Linked DNA regions of Homo sapiens: region 2 is linked to region 1. Evidence: read pairs that join two places in POLR2A ChIA-PET (ENCODE). Cell type or tissue: A673. All regions are shown on one strand. Links, peaks and the distances in the headings refer to the core of each region. The heading gives the core; the rest is flanking DNA. Region 1 overlaps ARHGAP15 (Rho GTPase activating protein 15). Region 2 overlaps ARHGAP15 (Rho GTPase activating protein 15).

Region 1 (2,932 bases), core at 163-2,662:
AATCTCAAGTTGTAACAACCAAAAATATCTCCAAACATTTAGACCCCATTTGAGAAACACAGACATATATGAACTTGTGTGTGTGTGTGTGTGTGTGTGTGTGTATACACACATGATGATGATAGATAATAGCTTTGTTGCATATTATTTGCTTTTATTGTACTTTGAATATGCGAGATCAATTATTTTCAATTATTAATTTTATGTTCTTTCAAGGCATAATAGATAATTAACACAATTAGCCCAATGGTCACTTATTTTGAAAATAGCATGAATATGGTCTAAAAGAATTGAGCGTTTTCCAAAATCACAGCTAATGTACTTCATTGCATTGCTTATGGTTCTTGATAAAATCACGCAAACATAAGCAGTCTGATGTTATTTTTTTGTTTACAGTATTACTGTGTTGTTTTGGTTAACAGAATGAAAAACAGCACTGTAATACTACAAGTAAAAATGTTTTATTCTTAGTTTGTTTCATCAATAAAAGCTGACATTTTTGCAAGAAAGATGTTATACTATTGAAATTAACTTTTAGTCAATTGTAAATGATTGTATTATATCGGTATGTTATCATGAAGATTAGAAATCATTTCCTACAGAATCATGTTTTTGCTTCCTCAGCACTGTTTCAATTGAAAGGAATTTGAATGAAGTGCATCTCATTACTAACATAAAGTAGATGGAGCTTGAATAATTTTTATATTTATTTTCCATGGATCGCTATTACATTTCTTATCTATCCAAATTTTATAAAATAAATTGTTTTAATCCATTCTTTGGAGAGGAGCAATGAATTTATTTTTGCAAAAGCTATGCATCTGAGTATATTGTAATATGCATAAAGCTCTGTTAACACAGTTATTTATATAAAAAGTGTAGCTGCCTTACCTTTTATTTAATTTACATACTTTATTTACTTTCTGACAGGTTCTTCTCTTTGCATTTTTATTTGCAAACCAAAAATGTCTTTTCAGATAAGTCAACTAAAACTTTGATGTACTGTATAATCTAAAACTCTATAAAATGTTTTATGTATTGTATAGGTTTATATGAATTTTTAGACTGAGGATATAGAATTTTGGAACTATTTCATTAATGATTCCTATATGGTAACACCATACTTCTTAAATATGATGATAGAGAATTGTCTTTTGTCTGAGATCATGTTTAGGAAAACCTACAGAACTTAAGCCCAGTCTGTTTCAAATAGAAAAACATATCTCTGGCTATTTTTAAGGGTTGTTATTTTTTCTCAAAATATGAACTTCACATAATATGAACATCTTAATCCTTAGAGAATTTGGTACATTTACTGTAACCTTATACAAAAGATTCATATTTTTCTACTCAAATGTTGGAAACAATAAAAGTTGCCCTTGTATGTTTCATAAACTGTAACAGGAATCACCCACCAGTAAAGTAATAAGCACACGGTGTATCAATTCAAAGACGTCCAGTTTTAGAAATATAAACTTAATCCTCTTCCCCTCCCTTTTTTTTTTTTGTATTTAGCTTTTGTAAGCATGGTTTGTATTTGCATAACCCACCATTCATATTCTTGTGAGTTCATGATATAAATAATTTGAAAAATTTCATTCAGTTCCCCAAATTATTCTAGTCATTATGGATGATTCATGAGAGGATTAATCTCTTGGATGTGACATAAAACTAGAGAGGAAAGACACTACCTATCATATCATTTGCAGTTAAGAACATGCTGCATATCTTTAAGCTTTACTTAAAGTGCTTATAGTAATTGGGTGTGCATGCCTTAGCTCCGTTAAAACCCAAACAGCAATATGGGAGAGTGTGGTTTGTTTTTTAAATGTGCAAGGAAGGAAAATTAGTGAAATCTGTTTAAGTCACAAAACTGCCTCATTCAGGACCCAATTCAGCAGCATGGAAAAAGTAACTCAAGTTAACTGTACTCTTAGCATATGTCTAAGCTCACAAATTTCAATTCACTTCAAATTTCTTTCTTCTCCCATGGATCTGCCTGCAAAGAAAAGAGATACAAAGATGGCAAACCGGTTCAACAGTTCATTAGCCCTAGATTCTCTTAGGGTTTTCAGAATAAAAACGTGTCCATTTGCAGACCAAATTCCTTTATGTGTTGGAATGGCAATGCGCCTCAAGAACTGTTTACGTTGCATTGTGGGCCTTCCTTTTTTTTCCCTCTTCACCCTCTACTCCTGCCACTGCCATACATGATTACACACATGCATATGGAGTTAAGGGTATAATGTATTTTGATTTTATCCATGCAAGTAAAATTTGGTGGAGGAAACAAAACTAAGCTAATGAACAAAAGATTTCAGAATTATACAGAGATTGTGGTTTAGTGACCTAAATTGCACCATAATCCTTTAAAGGATTACAGTATTTGGATAGGAAAAAAGATTTATCTTTCTATAATGGCATCTCTGTATAAGAGGATATTATTGGATATGAGCTGCATGGTAGCAGCAGATATTTTTCTCCACGTCTTTCGGCAATTCAGAATAGTTCTCTGATCCATCTGAGAAGTAGCACTGAAGAATTAGTCCTCATTTATAATCAAACATTCTTGAATAACATTTTCTTCCAATTTTTGTTTTAAAGGTCTAACATTTGATCGTATGTTTTCTTTAGTTAACTTTCTATATTATATGGCAATCTCTGCAGTTATTTTTTTCAAAGATAAAAAGAAAAAAAAAGCATGTTCAAAAATGTAGAAGTTATTTTTGCAGTAACGTATGTCATGATTTTTAAACATTCAGGCCTTTAAACTTTTTTTATAGTGTATGTTCTTGCCAATCCCAGCACAGTTCTACAAAGTAAAATATTTGGCAGTGAATTCATATTAACAGATGGAACAAGAAATTAACACGTTTTTGCTTCGCTAATTCACAGTTCTTTTAATACGCTAATTCTAAATCACCTGTTCTGA
Region 2 (2,932 bases), core at 224-2,723, 170 kb after region 1:
TAACAAAACTATCTACCTACACTGATGTTGATCTCAATGTCAAACCTCACCGATAAAGTGAGAACAAGTAGTGTAGAAAGCTGTGTGTAATAGCTTTTCTGAAGTATAATGACTCCACTTTCCTTTAGCAACATTTCTGAAATGTTGGCTGTCCCAGCACTTCCAAATTTCAAAAAAAAAATAATAACAACATGTAATTGTAACATGGGAATACCGCGAGAACAGCAGTTTGGCAGGAAAAGAAGGTATTTCAAAATAAGGTCCCCAGAAAGAGATGTTCTGGCAGATGCACAATTTTGGATCATATTATCCAAACCGTTGAATTCTGGAAGATTTGGGGGTTTTCTTTTTTGGTTCCCATACCCTAAATGGGAGTAGATATTCGTCGTCCATCCAGAGGGCATTGTTTCCCCTTCCTGTTACTAAAGTGAGAAAATAAGTATACTAAGGGCACCCATTTACAGTAAGCATTCGTAGCTCTAGAGGTGATTTTTAATAGCACAATAGCTGTGTCAGGTATAACACTTGTGTTGGGCTAATGCCTATTCTCATATGTAATACTATTAACTGAAGATCATCTTAGAAAGCCCACTATCCTAACATCTTAGAAAGCCCAGAATTCTAACTCCCCTCTGGTGAGAGCAGTTTTAGCACCAATTAAGTCTCTCAACTGGTTAAGAATGGTATTTAAAGCTAATGCCTTTGGCCTGTGTGTTGAGATTTGAATTGCCTATTGTTATTGAAAATTCTCAGTCTTTGAAAAGCATTCTATTTGTTCAGGCTTGACAGAAAAGATCTCCAATGGGAAAAGCAGAGGAAAACATAAAGGAAATATAAGTAAATTCTAGAATACCTGGAAAGCTAGTACATTTCAGGTTAAGGTTAATGTTTATGGAGGTAAAAATACCTAGGATTAAGAGTGATTGCTCTAGTCTCTTATGCAAATCAGATTAAATATTTCAGAGTTTAAACCCATATCTCTTTTGGCTCTATTTATTTTCAAATAAAAACTCAAAGTGGGAATGGAAAAAAAAAACTACTCGTTGGCTTAACATAAATCTTTAAACTGCAGGAAGCTTCACCCTCAAAAAGTAGTTGAATCTCTGAGGGAAAAGAAAAGGCTGAATTCTATTTTTCATAAATGATGGATTATTGTACCACACTGTGTATTTTCCAGTAAAGTGTCCTTTTATTTGCACTGTGTGATTACAAGTTTCTAAAAGTATGTGTGGGGTCACTTGGGTGCTGTGGGAAAATGGAAGGAACACTGTTCTGTTAAAATCAGTAGTGAAATCAGAAGCAAACTATGTCCCGATTATCACAGGCATGTGTTTAAATTTTGCTTTCCTTAATTGGTTATGTTGTATTTACTTAAAATGAACAATTTGGCAAGTTTTTCTCCCTTGACAACAGAAAAGCGTAAACTGTTTTATAAGTTTGGCTGTTAAAATCAGATTTGTAAACCACGATATTCAAAGACTTTTACGGCTGTTTACAGGGTCCCAGTGATGGACCTTGCTTTATATCCACGCACTTCTTAACATTTTTATTTTGTATTTATAGTGCTTTCAAGTTATTTGGTTAATAAAAAGTATGCTATATATTATAGTCATCTATTGACTTCAACCTCTACATAACTCTTCTTAGAACAAAATGAGTGGAATGAATGATGGCACAGGCCTTGTAATTTGACTTGTCATCTGAGGACAATTATTTACGGCATCAGGAAATGGAAGTTGACGTTCTAGTCTGTCTCCAGGAAAGTAATCATTAGAGCCAACTTTGGAGAGTTTGGCTACGTTAAAAACTGTCTAATCATGTCCAAGACTCTGCTAGTTTCTCAGTATGTATGAGAAGGAAACAAGATAAAGCATTTAAAAACATATTTTCATTTTCTTTGAAAAACCAATGCACCTTACACGCATTTCTCACATGTGGAGCCAGATGGTGGTATTGAAGACAATATGATATACATATATATCTCTCTAATTAAGAATACTATCACCAGAATACCTAGGGGAGTTTCAAAAAGATATAACTCATACCGTAATTATTTTCATAATCTAGCATTTATACGTCATGTGTGTATATTTTAATTTGCAAAGTACTTTCTAATGGCATCGTTTTTACTAGTTCCAAATGGAAGAAAAAAAATATACCGTGCTTGGCCCTGCATTTCTTGGTATTCTATCATGGGAAATGGCAAGGTTTTTGAGGTGAGACCAGAAATCGAAAATATTACTTTTGTAACCTGTGAAAACTTAGATTGATTATTCTGTGTCATTCCAAAGATGGACTTGAAACCAAAATTGCCCTGAGGCAGAGTTATTCTGAAGGATGTTAAGTGTTTCTTCAGTCTCCAACACTAGAATACAGACCTATGGGACTTTGACTACAGCTGTCAGTTGAAGCAGATCATACATGACTGGTGGTCACTGCGATGACTGGACCTAGAAGGAAAGTTGTTAGGATAGCACATAAACACACTTTGTTAAGATGCTCAGAATGACTCTTCCAACTATACAATTTTGAATTTGTTAATGGCTGATATTCAAGGTCTTGTAAAAGCAATTTTTGTTTGCTTGGGTTCTCAGGGCACTTGATATTTCTCCAAAATGACCTGAGGTCAATCCCTCCTCTTAGATCCTTTAATCTCTTACATTTCCATTTGACTCCTTACTGTGCTGCATTATAATTACACAGGCCAGACAGGCGGCCATGGTGGCTCAGACCTGTAATTCCAGCACTTTGGGAGGATGAGGCAGGAGGATCACTTGAGGCCAGGAGTTCAAGACCATCCTGGCCAACCTGGTGAAATCCCACCTCTATTAAAAATACAAAAATTAGGCCAGGCGTGGTAGCTCACACCTGTAATCCCAGCACTTTGGGAGGCTGGGGGTGGGGTGGATCACTTGAGGTCAGAAGTTCAAGA

The links. Peaks named below come from ENCODE experiments on the same cell type or tissue, not always from the same donor. Only the 100,000 strongest peaks of a DNase experiment are listed, where the experiment ranks them.
Region 2: POLR2A ChIA-PET joins it to region 1 with 6 read pairs; 2 of 35 experiments call an interaction of 5 or more read pairs at or near these places.

The regions. Positions count from the first base shown.
Region 1 is chr2:143,309,792-143,312,723 of GRCh38, forward strand. All of the region lies in intron 6 of ARHGAP15 (Rho GTPase activating protein 15), which reads left to right. Among named protein-coding and RNA genes, the nearest start is that of ARHGAP15, 180 kb to the left of the region's middle. In A673, for the core only: no CTCF peak of the experiment used is centred there; no DNase peak of the experiment used is centred there.
Region 2 is chr2:143,481,236-143,484,167 of GRCh38, forward strand. All of the region lies in intron 8 of ARHGAP15 (Rho GTPase activating protein 15), which reads left to right. Among named protein-coding and RNA genes, the nearest start is that of ARHGAP15-AS1, 290 kb to the right of the region's middle. RefSeq lists enhancers at 1-74, 304-1,064. In A673, for the core only: no CTCF peak of the experiment used is centred there; a DNase peak (open chromatin) is centred at 1,726; H3K27ac peaks cover 2,424 bases.